Linked DNA regions of Homo sapiens: regions 1 and 2 are each linked to region 3. The links are chromatin contacts, found by Hi-C or POLR2A ChIA-PET in ENCODE. All regions are on one chromosome and are shown on one strand. The core of a region is the stretch at or near the end of the contact, and the rest is flanking DNA. Distances in the headings are between cores, read along the strand shown.

What was found. A loop is a pair of places that touch in the nucleus more often than their neighbours do. ChIA-PET counts read pairs that join two places held with the same protein, here RNA polymerase II (POLR2A). Pooled maps may share reads with other maps.
Region 1: a loop to region 3 is called in a map of B cell, with 31 times the contacts of the local background. The contact joins the promoter of LRRC41 here to the promoter of YBX1 in region 3. A Hi-C loop is called at or near these places in 1 of 168 maps with a recorded cell type or tissue (B cell) and 5 of 50 pooled maps. POLR2A ChIA-PET finds 5 or more read pairs at or near these places in 1 of 52 experiments (B cell).
Region 2: a loop to region 3 is called in a map of CD8-positive, alpha-beta T cell, with 7 times the contacts of the local background. The contact joins the promoter of PABPC4 here to the promoter of YBX1 in region 3. A Hi-C loop is called at or near these places in 2 of 168 maps with a recorded cell type or tissue (CD8-positive, alpha-beta T cell and naive thymus-derived CD4-positive, alpha-beta T cell) and 6 of 50 pooled maps.

Annotation. Positions count from the first base shown.
Region 1 is chr1:46,302,104-46,305,461 of GRCh38, reverse strand. It overlaps LRRC41 (leucine rich repeat containing 41), which reads left to right and starts at 1,846. Exons shown (of 10, transcript NM_006369.5): 1 at 1,846-2,338. The coding sequence starts at 2,140. UQCRH (ubiquinol-cytochrome c reductase hinge protein) reads right to left here and starts at 1,764. Exons shown (of 4, transcript NM_006004.4): 1 at 1,642-1,764. The coding sequence starts at 1,695. RefSeq lists enhancers at 1,010-1,591, 1,592-2,175, 1,911-2,310, 3,341-3,358 and silencers at 2,301-2,360, 2,411-2,460, 2,491-2,640, 2,991-3,060, 3,091-3,358.
Region 2 is chr1:39,575,048-39,578,043 of GRCh38, reverse strand. It overlaps PABPC4 (poly(A) binding protein cytoplasmic 4), which reads left to right and starts at 1,254. Exons shown (of 16, transcript NM_001135653.2): 1 at 1,254-2,285. The coding sequence starts at 2,093. RefSeq lists a silencer at 1,000-1,309 and enhancers at 1,810-1,879, 2,380-2,429, 2,450-2,569.
Region 3 is chr1:42,680,988-42,683,958 of GRCh38, reverse strand. It overlaps YBX1 (Y-box binding protein 1), which reads right to left and starts at 1,541. Exons shown (of 8, transcript NM_004559.5): 1 at 1,228-1,541; 2 at 493-556. The coding sequence starts at 1,393. It also overlaps a transcript of PPIH not described here. RefSeq lists silencers at 636-785, 896-1,005, 1,196-1,395 and an enhancer at 1,836-1,885.

The DNA.
Region 1 (3,358 bases), core at 597-3,096, 3.6 Mb before region 3:
TGGGATTACAGGCATGAGCCACCGCGCCCGGCCAGAATACCCTAGTTTAAAACTGACTGCTTAATTACTTGCTTTTTCTCATCTATTGCAGCGGTGGATCTTGCTGACCTTTCTGAGGCAGGCTCCATTTCTTTCTTTAGTTTTTTTTTTTTTTTTTTTTTTTGAGACAGGGTCTCACTCGGGTTGCCTCGGCTGGAGTGCAGTGACACGATCACGGCTCACTGCAGCCTGGACTTCCTGGGCTCAAACTCCCGAGCAGTTGAGACCACAGGCGTTCACCACCATGCCCGGCTAATTTTTATATTTTTTGTAGAGACGGGGTTTCGCCACGTTGCCCAGGCTGGTCCAACTCCTGGACTCATGCTACCTGTCTGCCTCGGCCGTCCTCCTAAAGTGTTGGGATTACAGGCGTGAGCCACTGCGCCCGGCCTCAGGTTCTATTTCTTTTTAGAAATAATAAGACTAGAAAAATTAAGGGATAAATAAGTCTCCAATTATTCTGAACCCACAGCCCAGAATGGCTGCCCCCAAGTGACCAGAGAACAGACGGACAGGAAATGAGATTAGAAACAACTAGTAGCTGTGTCGCAAAATTGATAAGAGTCCTGGTTCTAGAACCGCGCTGCTTGGCCGCAATTCCTGGCTGCACCAATTTGGTAGCTGCATGACCTTAGAAAAGATATTTAACCTCTATGCTTGTTTCCTCATCTGTAAAAATGGCACTAATAGTACCCAACACTTACTTCATAGGAATAGTGTGTAGATGAAATGAATTAGGGCCGGGCGCGGTGGCTCACGCCTGTAATCCCAGGACTTTGGGAGGCCGGGGTGGGCGGATCACTAGGTCAGGAGTTCGAGATCAGCCTGGCCAACAGAGTGAAACCCCCGTCGCTACTAAAAACACAAAAATTAGCCAGGCGTGGTGGCGGACACCTGTAGTCCCAGCTACCTGGGAGGCTGAGGCAGGAGAATCGCTTGAACCCAGGAGGCGGAGGTTGCAGCGAGCCGAGACCACGCCACTGCACTCCAGCCTGGGCGACAGAGCGAGATTCCATCTCAAAAAAAAAAAAAAAATTAATTAGTGCATATAAAGCACTTGGAATAGCAAGCAGTCAATAATTATAGCAGCACTCTTTCTCTGGGAAAGAGCTCCCTCTTCCATCACAGAATCACATCGTACATTCTTTCATTGTCCCCAAAGACACACACCTTCCTCAAAGAAAAGGAACACAAGGCCAGGTCTTCCGAACCTCCATAGAAGATGTGGTAGGGATTCCTAACCTGAGCTGGGGCAAGGCGGTCTGTTTGCTCCCCAAATCTGTGAAACGCGGGCTTCAGAACATCTGACTGACTGCAAACATAGGTCATATTTTTACAAGACTTTAGTCCACAAAACATTTTCGCTCTCAAACCTTCACTACATTCACAGAATGCAGAAGCCGAGGCCCAGAGAAAAACTAGTCATCTATCTGTCCAAAGTCACCGGACGAATTCTGGGGAAAGGTCGAGGGAACTAGAGCTCCCGACTATGCAAACCCTAGAGGGTAAACTGGGGGCTAAGAGGGCCCCGTGCGTGTTTTGGCGGGCTAGGTCCTGGGCTTCAGGGCAGAGAAGAGGGCCGAGTGGATCGCCTTGCCTTACCTCCTCAGGATCTCCGGATTCGGTAAGCATCTTTTGCTCGTCCTCCAGTCCCATGTCTGGCTACGGTTCTAGATTCAACACGAGCAGCAACAGCGGCACCTAACCCAGTTCAGGATCAAGAAGGACTTGTAAGGGTCACTCAGCGGAAATCCGGCGATCTGGCCGGAAGTGCGGCACACTCATCGTGGTCGCGAACACATGCTCAGATTGGCATGTACTACCAGCCGCAGGCAGAGGTTAGGGGTAGCTGATGTTTGCACCCGAGGAGGCTTTGCTAAGAAACATCCCCTTAGTCATACCACACCCAAGTATAATTGATCTAGGAGTTTATCTAAAATAGTAGCTCCTAAGAGACTTGGAAAGTGTGCTAATTTCTTCGAAATTTCTTTAGAATAATTCACATTCTTCCCCATATCGCTTATGGAGCCGTCCTAACTGCTGACCTTTTCAAGATGGCGGTCCGCGGGCGACACTCTCGGGCTCGCGCACCTCCCCAAGATGGCGGCGCCCGAGGCCTGGCGCGCCCGGAGTTGCTGGTTCTGTGAGGTAGCGGCGGCAACGACCATGGAGGCCACGTCCCGGGAGGCGGCGCCAGCGAAGAGCTCGGCCTCGGGCCCCAACGCTCCCCCCGCCCTGTTCGAGCTGTGCGGGCGGGCGGTGAGCGCCCATATGGGGGTTCTGGAGAGCGGGGTGTGGGGTAAGTCGCGGGGTGAGGGGCTACCTCTGGCTAAGAGCAAGGGGCGGCCCAGCGGCCGGGGGGCGCGGGGGGCGAGGCCGGGAGGCCCGGGGCAAGGCCCAGCCTGGGGCGCTGAAAGCCAGCTCGTAGGATCGGAGAATGAATTTTGTGACTGACAGGGCTGGACAGAGTAAAGACGGAGACCTAAATGGGCAGGCTGACCCGCACCGCGGCCTGGCTCGGGGGCGCGGGGGGCGAGGCCAGGAGGCCCGGTCTGGAGCGAAGCAGGCTGGGCCCGGGCGACTGAGGCTGGATTGCGGCTGTGGGCCGCGCGAACTGACACTCGGCTGGGCCGGGCAGGAGAGTCTCGGATGTCGAACCGGTGGGCAGCGATGGCCCGGCTGCCCTAGGGCAGGGGCCGAGGTTAGGAGGCCCGGCCTAAGGCAAGGCCAGGCCAGGCCCGGGGCCACCGAACCTGACTGATGGCCCCGGGGCTCCAGCATCTGCCTGACACGCCACGGGGGTCGAGATTCCGGAGGCCAAGCCGATGGGCGGAGGGGAGGACAGCAGATTGGAGAGCGAGGGAATGGGGCAGGGGGAGAGGCCGAACGAAAGGGTCGGGGCGCCGCGGCCTGTCTGACGGCCCAGGGCTGACGGGAGCGAACCGACAACCGGGGTCTCGGGTGCCAAACTGACTAAGCGACCGAGCGACCGTGCGACCCGCAGGACAGGGAGCGCCGGAGGCCACTCGGATCGGCTCGAGCGGCGAGGAGGGACCGGAGAGCGAGTGGAGGGGGGCCCGGAGCGGCTTAAACAAGCGAGGGAGGCTCGAATGACGGACAGGCGGGAAGGGCCAAGGAGGCCCCAAGCGGGGCGACGGCCCGGGGATCCCGGACTGCCGGGCTGCCGTGGCAGGGGGCGCGGCGCCGCCAAGAGGCCTTGGGCTGAATGGGAGTGAACGGGGGCCCCAGGCCTGAAGGCGGCCGGGACCAAAGGGCCGGGCCTGGATGGAGGGCGGCCTGGGGCGCCGGGATGAACGGC
Region 2 (2,996 bases), core at 5-2,504, 3.1 Mb after region 3:
GCCTGCCGGGTTCAAGCGATTCTTCTGCTTTAGCCGCCTGAGTAGCTGGGATTACAGGCATGCACCCCCATGTCTGGCTACTTTTTGTATTTTTAGGAGAGACGGGGGTTTCTTCATGTTGGTCATGCTGGTCTCGAACTCTCGACCTCAGTGATCCGCCCGCCTCGGCCTCCCAAAGTGCTGGGATTACAGGCGTGAGCCACCACGCCTGGCCTGTGATACGACTTTCAAATGACCTGCCAGACTCTCATGCAGATGAAAAGTCTTTTTATAATTATCCAAGCCTAGAAGAAACTTTAAACATAGGAACAGAAAGTATTTCTGTGCCCTTAAACACAAACTAAATGTCCGGGAATGCCACCAGCATGTCAATAGAGGGGATGCTTGTGTTTGGTTTCATTGAAGCTTTACCAAAATGTGCTCATCTTTTCAGAAAATCCCATCACCCATGGATACTGCTTGCATTTCTAGTTCCTGACGATTCTACCTCTAGGTCAACGGTATCCTGAAAACTTCTCAAATCTTTATTGTATTTGGACCCAGACATTTACCTATTGGACCACCTATTATTTTATTTTAACTTATTTTATGTCACCTTCATTTCACAATTTGGCATACCATTTAATTTTTTTTTTTTTGAGAGGGAGTCTCACTCTGTTGCCCAGGCTGGATGGAGTGCAGTGGCACGATCTTGGCTCACCGCGACCTCCGCCTCCCGGGTTCAAGCTATTCTCCTGCTCAGCCTCCCGAGTAGCTAGGACTACAGGCGCATGCCACCACGCCCGGCTAATGTTTTGTATTTTTAGTAGAGACGGGGTTTCACCGCGTTAGCCAGGATGGTCTCGATCTCCTGACCTCCATGATCCATCCGCCTCGGCCTCCCAAAGTGCTGGGATTACAGGCGTGAGCCACTGCACCCAGCCCCATACCATTTAATTTTAAACCTCATGCGTGTGTGCAGGTTAAATGGCTCCTAGGTTCCATTCCCGGGTGATGGGTGGGAGGGTGTTAAGATTTATTTGTTATAGAAAGGGGCCCTGGGGTCTCCCGCAGCCGCGAGCTGGGCGGTCCTCCCGGCGCCAGGGGTCGCTGTAGCGCCGCGCGGCCGCGCCGGGTCGCTCTCGCGTGGCCGCCCCGCCTCGGGCCCCCGGGCCGAGTGGGCGGGCACGACTGCGCCCAGGTCGCGAGGCGCCCTTCGACCAGCAGCGCCCGGGGCGGGCGGGTATAAATGGAGCGGTGGCTCCCTCGGCCGCCTCTCTCCGCCCCGGGTCGCTGCCGCCTCCGCCGCTTTCGGGCTTCGCAGCCTGAGGAAAAAAAGAGAAAAAGATAAAAAAAATCTGAAAACGCTTCAAAATCCTGAAAAAAAAAAAGGAAAAGAAAAAACGAATCCTCGGAGAACCCGCGGGGAAGTCACTTTCGTACGCTTCCGGCCTGCCCCGCGCCCGCCGCCGCAGCGCTTGGCGTCCGTCGGTCTCCGTCCGTCGGTCCGGGGGTGAGCCGCCCGCCCGGCCCGCCGTGCCCTCCCCCCGCTCGGGCCCCGAGCCCCGCGCCCCGCGCCTGCCCCGGCGCACCACGTGTCCGTGCTGCCCTTCGCCGCCCGCCCGGGGCTCGCCGAGTCGGCGCCCACAAAGATTTGGTTTCCCTCTGCCCCGGCGGTTGTAATCTTAAACCGCCGGAGCCCGAGGCCTATATTTATAGAGAAACGCGTGTCCCCGAGGCCGCCGTGGGCAGCGTCCGGTCGCCTCTTAAAGGATTTTTACCCTTCGGAAGGGGATTCCCCGTTTAATTTTTTTCCTACTTTGATTTTTTGAAATTTGGAGCTTCGCACCAGGACCGCGGAGAAGTGCAAAGTCGCGGGGAGGGCCGTATTGTGCGGAGAGCCTTTTGTCTGCGGTGCTGCGGCCGTGGGAGCCGGCCCCCGCCTCCCGTTTCCGTCCCGTCTCCAAGCCCGCCGACTCCAGCTCGTCCTCGCCGCGCCGGTGCCACCTGTGAGCCGCGGCGCGGGCCCGGGCTCCGAAGGCGCCCCTTTGTCCTGCGGCGGGCCCGATAAGAAGTCCTCCTGGCGGGGCTCGGGGTGGTGGGGGGCGGGGAGATGAACGCTGCGGCCAGCAGCTACCCCATGGCCTCCCTGTACGTGGGCGACCTGCATTCGGACGTCACCGAGGCCATGCTGTACGAAAAGTTCAGCCCCGCGGGGCCTGTGCTGTCCATCCGGGTCTGCCGCGATATGATCACCCGCCGCTCCCTGGGCTATGCCTACGTCAACTTCCAGCAGCCGGCCGACGGTGAGTAGAAGCTGTGCCCACACGTGCGTGGGAGCCCGGAGGACCCCGGGAGTCGTCTTCTGGCAGGGCCCTCCTGCCGAGGAGGGCGGCATCACGACAGCATGTTGCCACCGAAGCTGGGAGCAGGGTGCGGAGATTGAGAACGCGGACCTGGCATCAGATGACTCGAGTTTCAATCTTGTTTCTACCACTTGCTAACTGGGTGACCTTGGGCTACTTATTAGTGTTGCTGGTAGTGGGGTTGGAAACCAAGGAGACTGTAAAACAGGATTAGAGTGAAGCCACTGGCATTCCACTGCGTGTGGTCCTTGTCAGTGGGGCTGGGCTGTTAGAGATCCTTGCTTGTGCCCCTCACAGGCTGGCCAAAAAGGCGGGACGTTTGAAACACAATTCCCCGCGAAAGTTTTACATTGTAAAGCTCCTGCCCGCTCCGCCACCTTTACTAACCTTGACTACCTGATGTTGTGCTGATAAAGGATCAGTCAGGGCAGGCAGGAAGCAGGGGGAAGGTTTCTGTGCGTTAAACTTTCGCAGAGACTTAGGTTAGTGCCACAAAAGCTGCGTGTGCCAGGCCACCTCCTTGGTCTGTGTGTTTGCCACTGGAGTGGAGAAGTGCTTTACTCTGGACAAATGGTATCCAGGCTCTGTGCTGTAGAGTGTCGTGGAGGTAGTTTAGGGAAGCGTCACTTGAAAATCTGGTGTCATTTGTCA
Region 3 (2,971 bases), core at 292-2,791:
AATGAAACGTGAAACAAAGGCAATACAACCTCTCGGTAAAGATGACAAAACCTCATATAGTCAAATCCTCTTACCCTAAAACGTTAACAATGTATAAATATCCGATGTCAGTGGATCACATTCTCAAATACCGAGTTCAATAAAGTAGAAAAAGATGACAAGGATAAAAATGTACTGGACCGTAGTTTCCCGTTTACCCTGTTAAGGAATGGCTCATTCACTCCGCTTGCCTTTTGAATTGCTTTGTACTGTGACGAAGCCTTTTAAGTTAGCTTCAAATTAATATTTAGCTGCAAAACAAAGGCATTCTCTAGATCCACTAATCCCTAATCAAGGAAAACAACAACAACAAAAAATCATACTAATACACCAGAGGTAGTAAACGCCTTTCAGAACAGAGCTGTGGATTGGGGCTTCCCAAGCCCCGAGAAGCCGACAGAGCAGGAAGCAAGCAAGAAGGTGGGATGGAGGCTTCAGAGCCCGGCAGCTCACCTGTTGATGAAACCATATCCGTTCCTTACATTGAACCATTTTACTGTTCCCAAAACCTTCGTTGCTGGAAAAGAAAACAAAGCAAAACAAGCCACGATTACCAGCTATCCTTTTCCAAATCCGCCCGGCTTGGGCATCCGGTCCCTCGCACGCCGGCCGCCGCGGCCACCTGACAGCCCTTTCTCTCCACCGCCCGGGTGCGGGGCCACGCAGTCGCCGCCGCCGCCGCACACGTGGGTGAGTCTGAAGCGCGGGGCGCTCCAGGGCAGGCCCGGGGCGCGGGCCCCAGGATGGGTGTGTGCGCAGGCCGCGGACGGAGAGCACGTGAGGGAAGGGGAAGCCGCTCCGGCCTGCGTAGGCGGTGCGCCGCGCCCTCCGAGCACACGCGGAAGGGAGCTGGGTGGGGGTGACGCGAACAACGGCGTGCGGGCCCGAGCGCACGAGGCCGGTCGGCGGGGAGGGGACCCCGTCGCACACGCGGTCGGCGGCGCGCGGCCGCAGGGGGAGGGGCGCGCGGCCGCGCGGGGTCCACAGGGGGCGCGGGAGGCAGTGCGCGCGCGCCTGCCGGGCGGGTCCCCGCGAGAGGGAGTGAGGGGGGGACGGGGGGGATGGGCGGCCGCGCGCCGCGGAGTCGGTGCCCACCGGCCGCGCGCCCGCCGGCTCGCCCAGCTCCGGCTAACGGTTCCGCTGCTGGGCTGCCCGAGGGCCCCACCCCCGTCCCTGTCCGGTCCTCACCGATGACCTTCTTGTCCCCGCCGGCAGGCGCCGCCGATGTGAGGCCGCCCGGGCCACCGCTCCCTGCGCCGCTGCCCGTAGTGCCGGGCTTGGTGTCGGCGGCGCTGAGGGCGGGGGCGGCGGGGGGGGCGGCGGGCGGCTGCTGGGTCTCGGCCTCGCTGCTCATGGTTGCGGTGATGGTGACTGGGGCCGGCTGCGGCAGCTGCGGCTCCTCCCGGGGTGTGATGGTAACTAGGCCGGCGGCGGCGGTGGGGCTGCTCAGGGCTCTCTGGGGTCCGCTCTCCGCTCCCGCTACCGATCGAACTAGCGAGAATGGCGGGACAGGCGGGATAAGCCCTACGAGCGACCCGCCCTAGGCGTTGTTCACTGGCCAGTGGTACTGTCAATCTGCCCACCTGACCCCAATCCCTAGCTTCTATTGGCTAATATTTTATCAGTCCTCCATTCTCATTGGACCTTTGGCGGCTAATTCAGTCGACCTACAACCGTTCCTGCCTCCGCCGGCCGCCATAGAGACCGGAACTAGAATTAGAGTAGTCGGCCACGAAAACCATAGAGTACCCGAGAGGACGGGCAGAAGGAACGTGACTTCCACGAGGCAGCCGCCGGGCTGGCGGGCCCCACGTTCAGGGTTGTGTCTCGGCTGAAAAAAAGGCACGCCCGAACGCTGGGCAGGGATTACCCGGCCGGACCCGGGATTGGAAGGGGGCTCGAAGACGCCTTAGCCCCCCGTGAAGAAAAGGCTTCCCTCCCTCCCAGCTCCAAATACGGTCCCTGTGATCTGAGAACATTACGGCGGGCATAGAGTCGTCTTTTCTTTAATGGCCGTGTAGTCGCGGCACAGCCGAGGGTTTCTGGAATTGCCTTAAACGTATGCGTTTGAAGAGCGTACCCTTTTGTCGGAGCAGTCACCTTGGAGGGACCACGCAGGCTATGGCAGCCCGGGTTCAGCATGTTTAGGGCGAGGGTGTGCTCCATGGGGACCTGCCTTCTGATCCGTTTTACCAGGCATATATTTAAAAAAATGTGTCTTCCTTTCCAAGTATTCACATCTTTTTCTACTGACCACAAATCAGATTTAATTCAACTCACATTTATTGAACAAGCTAGCCTGTTTTGTTTTTTCACTTTATTCCTGCAACAGCCACGTGATAGAGGGATTACTATCCACGTTTCACAAACGATAAAATTGAGGCTGCCACCTGATGTTACTGAAGTCCTCCACCCACCTTCTTTCGTTCTTTTTTAAGCGTCTACTATCGGCTGGGGATGGAATAGTTCGCGAGTCAGTTTCTGCCTTCTGATGGAGGCAGAAATTTAAACAGCCAACACGGTAAATACTCCAGAGCTGCAAAACCACGAAGTATTTTGGGAGTGGAAGCAGGGAGAAGGTGGAGGGCTGACTTTCCGCGCACAGGGTACAGGCGAGAAGAGGTGAGATCTCGGGAAATGCAGTCAAGTAGTTCAGTAAGACTCGAATGTGACATTGGGTTGCAGAGGTGGGCAGTCACTTAGGTATATTTAATTGGAAATATATCCTGAGGGGAAGAGTGAGAAGAGCAATTTTAGAGTCATAAGTAGGGAGGGGCATCTTTTTAAAAATGGCTGCGGAGTGGAGAATGGGTTGCAGAGGGGCAAGGAATGGAAGTAGAGAAAGCAGTTAGGAGGCTAATGCAGTATTCCTTACCCCTACCAATGCCGTCTAGGCCTGTGAGTTCCACCTCCTAAAGGCGTTCTTGAGTCA